3 separate regions of the Homo sapiens genome follow, and regions 2 and 3 are each linked to region 1. Evidence: chromatin contacts called from ENCODE Hi-C or POLR2A ChIA-PET data. All regions are on one chromosome and are shown on one strand. Each heading gives the region's core, a stretch centred on a gene start or an enhancer-like site at or near the end of the contact. The rest is flanking DNA. Distances are from core to core; before and after follow the strand shown. Region 1 holds the start of HARS2 (histidyl-tRNA synthetase 2, mitochondrial). Region 2 holds the start of NDFIP1 (Nedd4 family interacting protein 1). Region 3 holds the start of DELE1 (DAP3 binding cell death enhancer 1).

What was found. Hi-C counts contacts between places; a loop is a spot of excess contacts on that map. ChIA-PET counts read pairs that join two places held with the same protein, here RNA polymerase II (POLR2A). Pooled maps may share reads with other maps.
Region 2: a map of B cell shows a loop between it and region 1 (22-fold over the local background). The contact joins the promoter of NDFIP1 here to the promoter of HARS2 in region 1. A Hi-C loop is called at or near these places in 1 of 168 maps with a recorded cell type or tissue (B cell) and 2 of 50 pooled maps. POLR2A ChIA-PET finds 5 or more read pairs at or near these places in 1 of 52 experiments (OCI-LY7).
Region 3: a loop to region 1 is called in a pooled map, with 5 times the contacts of the local background. The contact joins the promoter of DELE1 here to the promoter of HARS2 in region 1. A Hi-C loop is called at or near these places in 6 of 50 pooled maps. POLR2A ChIA-PET finds 5 or more read pairs at or near these places in 2 of 52 experiments (activated CD4-positive, alpha-beta T cell and activated naive CD4-positive, alpha-beta T cell).

The regions. Positions count from the first base shown.
Region 1 is chr5:140,688,494-140,693,307 of GRCh38, forward strand. It overlaps HARS2 (histidyl-tRNA synthetase 2, mitochondrial), which reads left to right and starts at 2,962. Exons shown (of 13, transcript NM_012208.4): 1 at 2,962-3,263. The coding sequence starts at 3,156. HARS1 (histidyl-tRNA synthetase 1) reads right to left here and starts at 2,877. Exons shown (of 13, transcript NM_002109.6): 1 at 2,722-2,877; 2 at 2,362-2,451. The coding sequence starts at 2,811. RefSeq lists enhancers at 2,584-2,813, 2,974-3,063, 3,144-3,213 and promoters at 2,812-3,262, 2,812-2,933, 2,905-2,931, 2,996-3,312.
Region 2 is chr5:142,106,276-142,111,089 of GRCh38, forward strand. It overlaps NDFIP1 (Nedd4 family interacting protein 1), which reads left to right and starts at 2,504. Exons shown (of 8, transcript NM_030571.4): 1 at 2,504-2,762. The coding sequence starts at 2,700. RefSeq lists an enhancer at 2,255-2,756 and silencers at 2,334-2,603, 2,664-2,793, 2,864-2,933.
Region 3 is chr5:141,921,347-141,926,160 of GRCh38, forward strand. It overlaps DELE1 (DAP3 binding cell death enhancer 1), which reads left to right and starts at 2,525. Exons shown (of 12, transcript NM_014773.5): 1 at 2,525-2,626; 2 at 3,235-3,349; 3 at 4,064-4,181. The coding sequence starts at 2,596. RefSeq lists an enhancer at 2,406-2,919.

The sequences.
Region 1 (4,814 bases), core at 1,712-4,211:
AGACTCTATCTTTATTATAACTAACAAAACTAACAGCAACTCCTTAATATTATCTAATGCTAAGCCATGGTCAGTTTTCCCCAGTTGCCTCAATAATATCTTTTTATGGTTGATTTATTTGAATCAGCTTCAGAATGAAGTCTATGCGTTGTAATCAGCTGATATGTCTATTTAATCTACAATAGTTTCCTTCCCTCCCCAACTTTTTTTTTTTATTTTAAAAAGGTCATTTATTAACTGAGGAAATTGGGCCATTTGTCCTAAAAAAAAATTTTCACATTCTAGATTTGGTGAACAATATGCTTGATGTGCCATCTAACATGTTCCTCCATCTCTAGTATTTCCTGTAAACTGATAGTTAGTCCAAAGATCTGATTAGATTCAAGTTCAATTTACTTGGCAAGAATACTTCCCAGGTGGTGCTGTGTACTTCTTCTTGCATCACATCAGCAGGAACATAATGTCTAGTTGTCCTACTTTTAGTGATGTTAAAACTGATCACTAGTGAGGACAGACTGATCCATCATAAATTCCACAGTAAGCTTTTCATCTAATAGTTTGAAAAATCATTGATGATCACCACTTTGGGATTTTACACTGTCTCTTTAACCTTCAAAAATTAGTTATATGTAGAAAGAAACAGCTCAATGAATTTAGGATCCCAAAGAATTAACCTTAACACAAGGAAAACAGACCATCTCCCCTCTCCTTTGGAATTCAATTTCAAATACATGTATTAAATAGAATCATCCCTCAGTATCCACAGGAGATTTGTTCTGGGCCCCATGTGAATACCAAAAATCCATGGATGCTCAAGCCCTTGACATAAAATTATATGCACATCCTCCTATATACTTTAAATAGTCTCTAGAGTGTTTATAATGCCTTAGACAATGTAAAGGCTATGTAAATAGTTGCTATACTATATTTTTTATTTGAAATTTTTATTGTTAGATTTCAAAAGGTTTTTATTTGTTTGTTTGTTTTTAGAGATAGGGACTCACTATGTTGCTCAGGCTGGTCTCAAGCTCCTGGGCTCAAATGATCCTCCCCTTGTGGCCTCCCAAAGTGCTGGGATTACAGGTGTAAGCCACCACACTCAGCCAGATTTTTTTTCTTAATCGTTTCTTTTCCCCTGAATGGTTTTGATCCACAGTTGGTTGAATCTGTGAATGTGGGACCTTGGGATATGGAGGGCTGACTATACCTATTTAGGCATCTAGTCTCAGTCTCAGGGTAAATAAACGACATAAATAACTACTTAAAGTTGGTGTAATAACAAATATGTATGAAGTGCCAAGAGCACCTAGATGAAGGGGTAAACAGTTCTGTTTATAGAACTTACAGAAAGTGGAACTGAACTGGAGGATGAGCTCAGAATCTCCAACCTCATTCCACTCTACTCTCCTTAACTTAGTTCTAGCCATGTAGATCATCCTCTAGTTCCTCAAAACTACCAAAGTTCTTTCCCACTTTAGGGTTTCCATACTCTACCTGGACCTATCTTTGTCACACTTGTCCTCTGGCTATCTCCTACTCATTCATTAGATCAGTTAGTATATCACTTCCTCAGTTAGCCTTTCTCAGACTCCCCAGTTCTCCCTTATTTTTCTCAGAGCAACCTTAATTTCTTTATATCATTTTTCACAATATGTAATTACATAACCACATGTGGTGGCCGGGTGCGGTGGCACACGTCTGTAATCCCAGCACTTTGGGAGACTGAGGCGGGCAGATCACTTGAGGTCAGAAGTTCAAGACCATCCTGGCCAATATGGTGAAACCCCGTCTCTACTAAAAATACAAAAATTAGCTGGGCATGGTGGTGGGCACCTGTAGTCCCAGCTACTCAGGAGGCTGAAGCAGGAGAATCGCTTGAACCCAGGAGGCAGCGGCTGCAGTGAGCCAAGATGTGCCACTGCACTCCAGCCTGTGCAACAGAGGATACTCTGTTTAAAAAAAAAACAAAAAAATCTGTGTGGGATTATTTGTTCTAAGTCTCTCTCCTTCAGTAGAATGTAAGCTCCATGAGGGTAGGCTATATTGTCCACCATGGTATATATTCAGTGCTTTGTATAGTGCTAGAGACATAGCGCTAAATACACATTTATTGAATGAACGAAGGAGTAGCAGCAGCAGGCTGACTCCCCTGATCACCCAGCTGGCCTAGTTTCTGCCATCACTTTGCCATCCCAGAATGACTCAGGTAGAGTCCAGTCCAGCCCAGCGCCCAGAGCGACTGTCCTCTCCTCTGCAGCATTTCAGATCCTCCTCAATGACCTGGTTTAGGGAGGCAGACATAAGCGCCCCGTGAGTAGAGTTAGAGACTTTCTCAGTGGCTCCCTACAGGAATGATATTACCTTGGGGGTTTTGAGCACAAATTTCTGTTTGCTTTCATCAGGACCCAGCTGTGCCTTCAGTTTCAGGAGTTTCGCCACCTCCTCCTCGATCTGTGGAGGGAAAGAAGGCGCTGAGCTATCCATCTGTCACTCTCCTCCCTCCCCCGCCATTCATTCAATATTCCTCCCTCATCACATCTCTCTGCTCAGGCCTAGCTTTGTTTCTCTCGGGACCCACCCCGGATGTCTCCCCACGCAGCCCACTCTCCTCCCTACAAGACTGGTCGCTTCCCTCACATCTCTACCCTATGTCCCGAACACCCTGGCTTTACGTCCTCCCAGGCTTTGCCTTGGCCCTCTCCCCTGCTGCCTAAATCTCACCAGCTCGGCGCTGGCCTTCTGCTGCTTGAGGCCTCGCACGCGCTCTCCCTGAAGTTTCACCAGCTCCTCCAGCGCCGCACGCTCTGCCATCCCGGCTGTCCACTTGAGCCGCCTGCTGTCTCGACCTGCGGTGGTTGCCCCAGCCTCAGCAAGGATGACTTCCGGCTATCGAGTCGCTGGGTCGCACGCCTAGAGAGCCTCCGCCGAGCACAAAAATTATTTCCGGCTCCTCCCGGAAGTGCCGAAGCTGGCTACTAAGGGAACTTGGGAGGATCCCACCTCAGCCTTCGTGACTAGTGAGGTGCGCAAACGCCCGAGTTTTCCCTGGTGCGCGGGTTCCGCCTTTGCAGTGCCCTCCACCCTTCCTGGTGTCTGACCCGCCTCCTTCCCAGGCCTTTTGTTCCTGTCCCGGAAAGCCGGCGTCCTGCCGCGCGATGCCCCTGCTCGGACTTCTTCCCAGGAGGGCCTGGGCTTCGCTGCTCAGCCAGCTCCTGCGACCGCCCTGCGCTTCGTGCACCGGGGCGGTCCGTTGCCAAAGCCAGGTGAGCGAGACAGAATTATCTCTGGTCTGTCCCAGCAGGGTCTCCAGATCTGAACGCATAGCCTCGCGGCCTGTATTCCAGTAGTGTTACAATCGGTTTTTATCGAGTGCCCACTATGTACTGACACTGAACTAAGCGATTTGGATGCCTGGTCATTTAATCCTTGGAGCAATCTTGAGAGGTTGGAGTTTTGATTTCCATTCTGCAGTTGAGGAAACGGAGGCTGCAAGATTAAATGAATGACTTATACACGGATATGTAGTAAGGGAGTATTTTAATTCATATCCACACTTTTTCCTGAAACTCTTGGACTCAAACAGTAACATTTTTAAGCGAAATATATGAATATTCCTAGTAAATGAGATGACTAAAGATCAGAAGTAGACTGAGTTCATCTTAGAATTTACCTCAAAATGAATCTCAGAAAAACATTTTCAGATGTCAGAGAGTTTTGGATTTTGGAATTGCAGATAAGGGATTGTGTACTTGAACTTGGACTTCTCTTAGGGCAGATAATCGCCATAGTATGGAACCACCACATCCTCTATTTTTGGAAGGGCATACAGCGTGCTGGTAATGTCACTGATTAAGTTTTGCCTTACTTCGGAAAGATTCTAATGCTCTCTTAGCAGATGCTTTGTGCTATCGTGAACAATAGGGCACAGATCTTTTATTGATATTCAATCACAGCATCTTATCAGTCTGAGTTTTTTAGCTCATTCAAGAAATCCATATCTTATCATTCCACAGGCTTGTTCTGTGTCCTTGAGCTGGTTCCCTTGTCTTCAAGTTACAGTTTTCCTCTCTCTAAACCTGATAACCAGTGCTACCTTATTAAAAATTATTATTTTTTTGTCCGGGCACAGTGGCTCATGCCTGTAATCCCATCACTTTGGGAGGCCAAGGGGGGTGGATCACCTGAGGTCAGGAGTTTGAGACCAGCCTGACCTGTATGGCGAAACCCCGTATCTACTAAAAATACAAAAATTAGCCGGGCGTGGTGGCATGTGCCTGTAATCCCAGCTACTCGGGAGGCAGAGACAGGAGAATCGCTTGAACCCGGGAGGCGGAGGTTGCAGGAGCTGAGATCGTGCCACTGCACTCCAGCCTGGGCGACAGAGTAAGACTCTATCTGAAAAAAAAAAAAAAATTATTTTTGCTCTTTCAGTAGGAACGGTGACCTGGAGAAGATCACCATAATCCCTACCCCTGAATGGTTGGTGTTGGTAGTGGTGGGTTGTTCAGTGCCTTCATTATTCTCAGATTCTTAAAGTATTTGAGAATATTAAAAATGCGGCTGAGCTCGGTGGCTCATGTCTGTAATCCCAGCACTTTGGGAGGCTGAAGCGGTTGGATCACGAGGTCAGGAGTTCAAGAGCAGCCTGGCCAACATGGTGAAACCCCATCTCTACTAAAAATACAAAAATTAGCTGGGCGTGGTGGTGGCGCGCCTGTAGTCCCAGCTACTCGGGAGGCTAAGGCAGGAGAATTGCTTGAACCAGGAGGCAGAGATTGCAGTGAGCCGTGATTGTGCCACTGTACTCCAGCCTG
Region 2 (4,814 bases), core at 1,254-3,753, 1.4 Mb after region 1:
GCCAAAGAGCACAATTTTTATGGCTTTGGATTATCTTCTCTGTCTGCTTGGCTTGCACCAGGCATGGATCTGTGAGCCAGAAATTCAGTTTTCCCCTTCGTTGTACAATTTGCCTGCCAGCTGGAGGCCTAATATAGCAGTGACTCAATTTCTCAATTCTCCAATTTATCCACCCATCAAATCAAGGCAAATAATCTCAATTTACTTATTAGAGGCTTTGGGGAACTCAAGAAAAAAAAGACCAAAATCTTTACCGTGACTACAAAACATTTTGGTTGAGGACATAGGAAAAGGAGATTAGAAGTTGGAGATCAATTTTCTTTTACTTTCAATGCAAAATATTTCTATGATAAAGCCTGTTATTTATATTATGATAAATATTTGTGTCCACATGCAGGGAGTATATAGATATTGAGGGAGAAAGTAATTTAGGAAAGAAATAGAAGGGTAGCAACATCTTTTCCACAAAAGCCACAGCACTGCAGACATGCATAAAGATTGCAGTTGTTGCTCCAATAGCCTTATGTGGTAGGCCGACAAATTCTTTTTTCTTTTTCTTTTTTTTTTTCAGAGATTGTGTCTCACTATGTTGCCCAGGTTGGTCTCGAACTCCTGGCTCCTGGGCTCACGTGATCCTCGAGTCTCAGGCTCTCAAAGTGCTGAGATTACAGATGTGAGCCACTGTGCCCAGTGGACATTCTTTTTTATTCTTTCTTACACGTAAATGTAGACAATCTGGACAAAGAAGTCTGGATTTCTACTTTCCACTGCTGACATTTTAAAAAATTTCAAATTAGATTTTTGCACCCTTTATACAAGACTACATGGCAGGACATTATGTTTGATTCACTGTACCTGATTACATTTAAATGTTGTTTTTCTGGATTATAAACAACAACTGAGGGACAGAGTAAGGAGGCTCTAAATAGACTTGAGAGCTTGGAATGTTGCTACATTTGTTCGCTCTCCCAGCATGTTAATATGTGAGACTAATACTTGGAAATAGCGACAGATATAGAGGAGTTTGGATGCTGAGAGAGAACTCAAAGTGAAGATGGTAAACATCTAGAGTTTTTATTGATTACAATTTTCTCATATATACAGAAACCTCAGGGTGTGTTCTAAACACAGTTCTCTTTTAAAATACATAATTAACTAAACTTCAAAATTAGAAGCTAAGACAATAATCATATTAATATAACCTCTACACTGCCAACTTGGAAAGGCAATGAAGAAGAAATGGGAATTGCAACAAGCTTCAGAGATGGAAGATTTTGTTTTTCTCTGTAGGACATGTGGGTAGAAGCAATTGCAGATGGCTGGGTGTGAAAGAAACAGACCTTGCAAGCCTGCTATATAGCTATACTGTGCTACATGGCATTGGGAGGTAATAAGATTTAAAAGACAAATACTCTTGTCTTCACAAAGCTTATAATTTAGTTGTGCAATACTGGGTAAGAAAGCTGGCTTAATGGAGTTGTATTCCAGCTTCACCCCTTAGTAGCTCTGTGTCATTGGGTGAGATATTTAATTTCTTTGGGCATAACTTCCTCATCTGTGAAACACTGATAATTGTATCTCCTATATGGCAGCTATGCCAGCCTCCTTTCTGTTCTTCCACAAGACAATCTCTCTCTGGACCGCCCTTTGCACCTGTTCCTGTGGTCGGGAAAGCCTTTAGCATGGCCAAACCCTTCAAGTTTTGACTTCATGTCACCGAGTCAGGGAGCTTTTTTGGAAAATATTGTTTCCGATTCCGCAGATGAGGCTGTTAAAATACTAAAGGATGGCATAAACATGAGGATGCTATTATAATCATCCACCCTAAGTAGGATTTGAGATCCAAGCAGTTCTCAAGGATTTAGGGTTAGCAAACTTTTTCTGTAAAATGTCAGATAGCAAGTATTATAGGGTTTGCAGGCCATACCAAACAAATGGGTGCTGCTGTGTTCCAATAAAACTTTATTTATGGACACTGAAACTTGAATTTCATGTACTTTTCACAGTCATGGTGGCAGACCGGATTTGGCCCCCTCCCTGTCGCTGGCTGACCCCTGGTTTATGAGTACGGCAGATAAAAGAAGGGAGTGAATAAGAACCACGATTCTGCTGCCAGACACGAGGGATCAGGTCGCTGCTGTGAAGATTGTCAACCTCTCTGGTTGCCAACGACCTCGAGAATGGGGTTGTGGTCCCTGCGTCAGGGCGGTTGTGCTGAAGGCTGGATGAGGGCACGTAGGTGAAGCTCAGTGCTTGGCACGAGGTGCTCATCAGCAGCATCGCCCTTGCTTTGGGCTGGCCTGTTAGTAATTCGTTTTTAGTGGAATCGAATACAACACTTGAGCCTCGGAGGCTCAGGTCGTCGGAGCAACTACACCAGGGCCGGTGCACCTCGGGGCGGCGGCGCAGGACTAGGCTAGGCCGGGCCGGGCCGGGCAGGGCGGCGCGAGTCGGGGGTGGGGCGGCGGCGCAGCGCCGTCGTCGTAGTCCCCGCCTCTTCCCCAGGGGCCGCGTCGGAGCCTCGGCGGCGGCGGCGGTGCTTACAGCCTGAGAAGAGCGTCTCGCCCGGGAGCGGCGGCGGCCATCGAGACCCACCCAAGGCGCGTCCCCCTCGGCCTCCCAGCGCTCCCAAGCCGCAGCGGCCGCGCCCCTTCAGCTAGCTCGCTCGCTCGCTCTGCTTCCCTGCTGCCGGCTGCGCCATGGCGTTGGCGTTGGCGGCGCTGGCGGCGGTCGAGCCGGCCTGCGGCAGCCGGTACCAGCAGGTAAGCGGCGCCCGACTCCAGCCCCGAACTCCGGTCCCTGGCTCTGCCCTGCCCGCTGGCCGCCTCAGGCCTCTCTGGCCGGCCCGCGGCCAACTCGACGCCGGGGCTTGGCAGGCCGCGCTGGGCCTGGAGGGGCGGGTCGGGCCCCGGGCTCGGATTCGAGGCTGCCACGGGCCCGGCCTGCCCGTCTGCGACCCCAGGTGGGACTCCGGCGGTGGAAAGTCCTCCTCCCGGCCTCGTTTCCCGCATTTCCCAGGGCGGGCGGGTCCCTGAGTCAGAACCCGCGACCCACAGGCGGCATCGATCTGAGGCATTCGTTTTTCATTTTTCCACCTTTGGTTTGATGTCATTGGAAAAGAAAGAAAGAAAAAAGCATGAAACGGAAACTGGGTGGAGAGAAAAGATTAAAATCTCTGCTGCTGCCGATAGCTCCCCACAGCAAGATGCTATTGCTCAGGGTTTCAGAGCCTAGTTTGTCGAAACCCATCCCCCTCGCCTCCGTTTTAAGACAAAAGTAAAAAATGAAGCAAGAGACAAGCCCGCAGTTTGCAGTAGATTTGGAAGAGGCGATGTTTGGCTGTGGTGATGCCCCAAAAGGGAGAGCTACGATGAAGTCTGCAGGGCGTGTGCCGGGTGTATTTTAAATGCTTGGAAGTGACGTTTTAAGAGATTTGATGGCATAGCTGGGGAGGAAATGTATAGGAAATGATTGGATCATTTTCTCGGGTTTGATTTAATACATTGAGGCCCCAGGGAAAAGAGCTGCTTGTTTCACTCCGCGTCTGTAGCTAAGTTCCCCCAGGAAATTTAGAGACCTTCTGCAGGGTTTTTGGAAGTGTTAATCTAACATACAGTAATGGTGGGAATTGAGCCAGGTGGTAAACTGATGTTGATTGGAACCGCAAATAACGGCTTGTGTTTGTCATGTTTCAGATGCTTTCGGTGCATACAGATGTCAATCCTCCTTTTATCAAATAAAATGTCCTATCTTAGACGATCTACAATTTTATATTTTAGAAGTAAGGAAAGCCAGCCAGTACGATGAAAACGTAGATTAACCCTGGTGCGGCCGGCCGGTTACTGGTTTGTTTTGCTATCATCAGCCATGTGTTGCAATCCGTCCCCACTCAGGCTTGGACTCCCAAAATGACTAGTTAAGAATTTCACTTCTTGGTTTTATAAACACGGCCCAAATTGTGGCAATGCAGTTAATCCTTAGATCTCTTCAGAGCACATGGATCTAGCACATGCTTTTTTTCTATGACCTTGGGCAGCCTGCGGGTTCCTTACTGCTTTAATAAAATGGGAATAACAGATGCCACTTAACTGTCACCACAGTGTTTGCAAATCACCCCTACTGTATACTGTCATCTGATTTCATCCTTTTCATCCTGACTTGGATAAGGCTAACGAGCAAAAGAGCTGTGGTTTTTCTTTGTACTGCCATCTTCTTGAGCTATTAGGTAATGCTGACATACTGCTAGAATATAAAAAATTTGCTGGAGTATCAAAATCATGTATTCCTTAGTGTGGCATTTAATATTTTTTAATTATGCAGAATTGAAGTATAAAAAAAAGAGAAAAAAATCTTCCTAGAAAAATTGTAAAAGATGAAAGCCCAAAAAACTGCAAAACCCTCCCTAAACAAAAACCAAATAGATAACCAAAGGTAATATTTTAATGTGCATTCTTGTGGGTTTATAGCTATGTAAATATACATAGTTATAGATCAGTATATGTGTGTACAGATAAGGAATGCAGGAAAGCTAATATTGATTTTTTTATGCAACAATCACAGTATTAAGTAATTTACATCCATTTTTTTTTTCTTTTAATTCATACCAAACCCTTATGAACCAGGGTTTGTTCTCATTGTCAAAGACTCAAAGTGGCTCAGTAACTTGCCTCAAGGTCACAGGCTGCTAAGTAGTGATTATAAGGATATACACACACTCACCTACTTAAAACACAGGCTCACAGTCCAGATATAGGTGTATGCATTAGCAGATATATACACATGCATATGTATTCTCTTATGTACCCATATATACG
Region 3 (4,814 bases), core at 1,275-3,774, 1.2 Mb after region 1:
CTATTCCTGTCCTGAAAGGAGAGAACTGGGAAGGCTAGAGTTACACAAATGAGATAAATACCAAGACAGCATATAATTACTGCTAAACTGTGTAGTAAGAAATTAAGTGCTATAGGAATTGGGAAAAGTAGGGAGCAGGGAGGGCTCAAACAGTTGAGGAGTCTACACTGAAGAGCTGGGATTGGGCTGAACCTTGAGAAATGACACAAACTATGGATAGTCTGAAAGGAAGGAGGGTACAAAAGACGCAGGAGGAAGAACACAGCCAAACCAGCATACTTGTTTGTTACTTTATTTTCGGGACAGCAACACAAGGAATGTGAAAGGTTGCCGTCCCAAATCCCGAAGCAAGGCTATTTCTGAATAGTTGTCCAACATTCAAACTTCTGGGCCTTTATTTATTGTTTCCTCCGCTTGCAATGCCTTTCTTCCTTCTCCACCTGGCAAGCTCTTATTCACATTTAAAGGCCCCGCTCAAATGCAACTACTTTTCTGAAGCCTTCCAAGGGATCCCACAATCCATTGTTCATGCTTCTATGGGAACCTAACCTATTACACTTGCCTGCTTACCTCCCCTACTAATATAATTAATAGCAACTTACACTTACTGGGCTTTTACTATGTGCCAGGAACTATGCTAAACATTTTTATTTATTTATTTTTTATTTTTTGAAGGGTATTCCCAAAACACCAAGTTAAACATTTTTAACATATTATTTTATTTAAACCTCACAACAATTGCATGAGGTATTTTCCCTATTTTACGGATGAAGCTCTTGAGACTTAGTGTGGTTAAGGAACCTGCACAAGATAACATACCTACGAAGTAAGCAAGCTGTGATTCCAACCCAGATTTGTGGGACTCCAAAGCCCACTACTAATCCACTGGACCGTGTTCCTGGAGGCCACAAATGCTCTTTCCTCAGCTGTCTTCTCAGATCCTAGAACGGGCTGATATATGGCTCAAAAGTTCTTTAACGGCCAGGCACGGTGGCTCAAGCCTGTAATCCCAGCACTTTGGAAGGCCAAGGCAGGAGGATCACCTGAGGTCCAGGAGTTCGAGACCAACCTGGCCAACATGGTGAAACCCTGTCTCTACTAAAAATACAAAAATTAGCAGGATGTGGTAGCAGGCGCCTGTAATCTCAGCTACTTGGGAGGCTGAGGCAAGAGAATCGCTTGAACCTGGGAGGCAGAGGTTGCAGTGAGCCGAGATCACACCATTGCACTCCAGCCTGGGCGACAGAGAATCCGTCTCAAAAGAAAAAAAAAAGTTGTCTAACATATTAATACAACTTTCAAGCCACATGCCTCGGTCTAAAAGTAGGTGCCCCCAGTACACTTTTACCCCAGGTAGCAACTTCCACTCACCTTAAAGTCACATACCTGGAGGAAGGGGATAGGGAGGAAATCTAAACATCTTATACTTGAATGTAAGCTCCGTTATTTCACGGATTCAAATGTGGTGAAAGGAACTATTTTTTTTTCCTTTTTTTTTTGAGATGGAGTCTCACTCTGTCGCCCAGGCGCGATCTCGGCTCACTGCAACCTCCCGTCTCCCGTGTTCAAGCAATTCTCCTGCCTCAGCCTCCAGAGTAGCTAGGATTACAGGCGCCCACCACCACGCGCAACTGATTTTTGTATTTTTAGTAGAGACAGGGTTTCACCATGTTGGCCAGGCTGGTCTCAAACTCCTGACCTCAGGTGATCCGCCCGCCTCGGCCTCCCAGAGTGCTGGGATTACAGGCGTGAGCCACCGGGACCAGACGGAACTATTCTTTTCCACAAAAGAACAAACACATACATAACTTTTGCCACGTCTGAAGACGAGGGTTCTAATAGGGCGCGGGTGGTGTCTCAGGTATTTTGAAAGGAGCTACCCAAGAATCTCAGCTTGTCAGGCCAGTCATTCCATTTGACCCTATCTGGCGCGTATTGGGGCCCCGACAAGGTAAGGGGTTGGCATGAAGCTGCACAGTGAGATAAAGCTGGACCGGAGCTAGAACCCAGAATCAAAGCCTTGCCCTGTGCGGTTTCTCATCGCCTACGCAGTCGGGCCCTGGCCTGGCATCTCCAGGCAGGTGGCCTTGGACGGAAGCCCGGCCTACTGGCTTCATTTGTGGGACCCCGGGGGTCCTCTCCTCCGCCCATGGAGCCTGGTTACTCCCACTTCCTCAAGCCTAGGGCCTGGAGAAGCCTTTCCTGGTTCGCGGCCTCACGGTCTGCAAGGTCCTCTTACTTCCCTGAAGCCGCTCCAGCCCCACTTCCCGAAGGTCCCGCTTCCGGGTGGCTCGCTTCGCCACCTGCGGTCCCCTGCCTCGGCTTGGGAACGCCAAGGACATCCCCCACGGAAGCCTGGGCCCACATCCCCATGCCCTTGCCGCACGTCACCGCCCCGCTGGCCCCGAATACGCCTCCGCCCTGCACTTCCTCTCTGCAGCGCCGTCTTTCCGGCCGGGCTCCCTTCTAATTGGCCAGCTCAGAGCTTCCTCGGGTACTCGGCCACTCGGGGCATCGCGGCGGCCTTTCTAGCCGCTGTCCCAAGGGTTGGTCTCGCGCTTTCGGCTGCGAGCTCTCTGTGGTGCTGGCAGCGACATGTGGCGCCTCCCGGGACTCCTGGGCCGAGGTAAGGGACGTCCAAGCAACCAGCGTCACTCTGGGCCGCAAAGACCGAACTGGAGTGGGGGCGGGCCCGAGGAAACAGCCGAAGCGATCGTGGGCCGGGTTAGAGCCAAGGAAGGCGGGGCTTGAAAGAGGGCGGGGAAGTCAGGGGCTGCTGGAATTTGAGATGTGGATGGGCCTAGCTAGAAGAGGGTGGAGTCCAAGAAGTTGGTAGGACTGTTGGGAGGGGGAGGAGTCCAATGGCAGGAGATGGTGGACTGAATGAATGAAAGAGGATTAGGGGCCAATGGAGTAGGCATAGCCAGTGAAGAGAGGAGAGGTTTAGAGTCAAAGAGCCCCAAACATTAGTGAGAGTATATGTATGAACGTTTGGTCATCTTAGAACAGTGGTTGGCATCCACAGGAGACCAGCAGAATCACATGGGCGCTTTTAAAAAACGTGGATGCTCTACCCTGAGAAATCTTAGTTTATTGGTTCTGGGGTACTACCCTAGAATCTGTAGTAGATAAAAGATTCCCATGTGTATCCATGTTTAAGAACCTCTGCTGAGGCAGATGACAGTGATTCCTGGGTTCTTGTTGAGGTGCCTGAGTTTTGGTTGTTCTGTACAGCTCTTCCCCGTACACTGGGACCTAGCCTCTGGAGGGTGACTCCTAAGTCCACCAGCCCAGATGGGCCTCAGACTACCTCCTCCACTTTGCTGGTTCCTGTGCCTAACCTCGACAGGTAAGATACTGCCATTTTACCACTCATTTCCTCCCCTAGTCACCCTTTTTTTTTATTTTTTTTTTTTTGTTGTTTTTTGAGATGGAGTCTCATTCTGTCGCCCAGGCTGGAGTGCAGTGGGGCAATCTCAGCTCACTGCAACCTCCGCCTCCCAGGTTCAAGCAGTTCTCTGCCTCAGCCTCCCGAGTAGCTGGGATTACAGGCACCCGTCACCACACCCTGCTAATTTTTATTTTATTTTATTTTTTTTGAGACAGAGTCTCGCTCTGTCGCCCAGGCTGGAGTGCAGTGGCGCGATCTTGGCTCACTGAAACCTCCGCCTCCTGGGTTCAAGCGATTCTGCTGCCTCAGCCTCCCAAGTAGCTGGGATTTCAGGCATGCACCATCACGCCTGGCTAATTTTTTTTGTATTTTTAGTAGAGACGGGGTTTCACCATGTTAGCCAGGATGGTCTTGATCTCCTGATCTCATGATCTGCCCGCCTCAGCCTCCCAAAGTGCTGGGATTACAGTGTGAGCCACTGTACCCAGCCAATTTTTATATTTTTAGTAGAGATGGGGTTTCACCATCTTGACCAGGCTGGTCTTGAACTCCTGACCTCGTGATCCACCCACCTCAGCCTCCCAAATTGTTGGGATTACAGGTGTGAGCCACCGCACCCAGTCCCTGGTCTCCCTTTGCCCCTACTTGATAGCCTCTTATTTCATCATCTAGGTCAGGTCCCCATGGCCCAGGCACGAGCGGGGGTCCAAGGTCCCATGGATGGAAGGATGCCTTCCAATGGATGTCTTCCCGTGTCTCCCCGAACACCCTATGGGATGCCATATCTTGGGTAAGGCTTCCCCAGCCTGGTCCTTGACCTTCAGTGTAGATGAGAATGATCCTTCATGGGTATACAGCCGAACCTGGAACAAGGGCTAGGGAATCACTGTGTCCATTTAACAAGTAACCCATGGTATTGGAGCATATTCAAGGAGATATTGCCACTTTCCACACCCCCGCCATGTATGTTTTCCTCATTTAATTCAGTAAACATTTATGTAACACCTTGTCTGGGCCAGGCATTTTTGCTAGTCACTACGGACATAGCAGAGAACAAGATAGATACATTCTTGCCTTCATGGATCTTACAATAAATAATAATACATTGCATCTTTTTTTTATTATTCATTTTTTTTATTTTTAAATTATTATTTTTTTCTGAGACAGAGTCTTTCTCTGTCGCCCAGGCTGAAGTGCAGCGGCATGATCTTGGCTCACTGCAACCTCCGTCTCCCGGGTTCAAGCAATTCTCCTGCTTCAGCCTCCCAAGTAGCTGGGATTACAGGCACGTGCCACCACGCCTGGATAATTTTTGTGTTTTTAGTAGAGACGGGGTTTCACCATTTTGGCCAGGATGGTCTCGAACTCCTGATCTCGTGACCCACCCACCGCGGCCTCCCAAAGTGCTGGGATTACAGCTGTG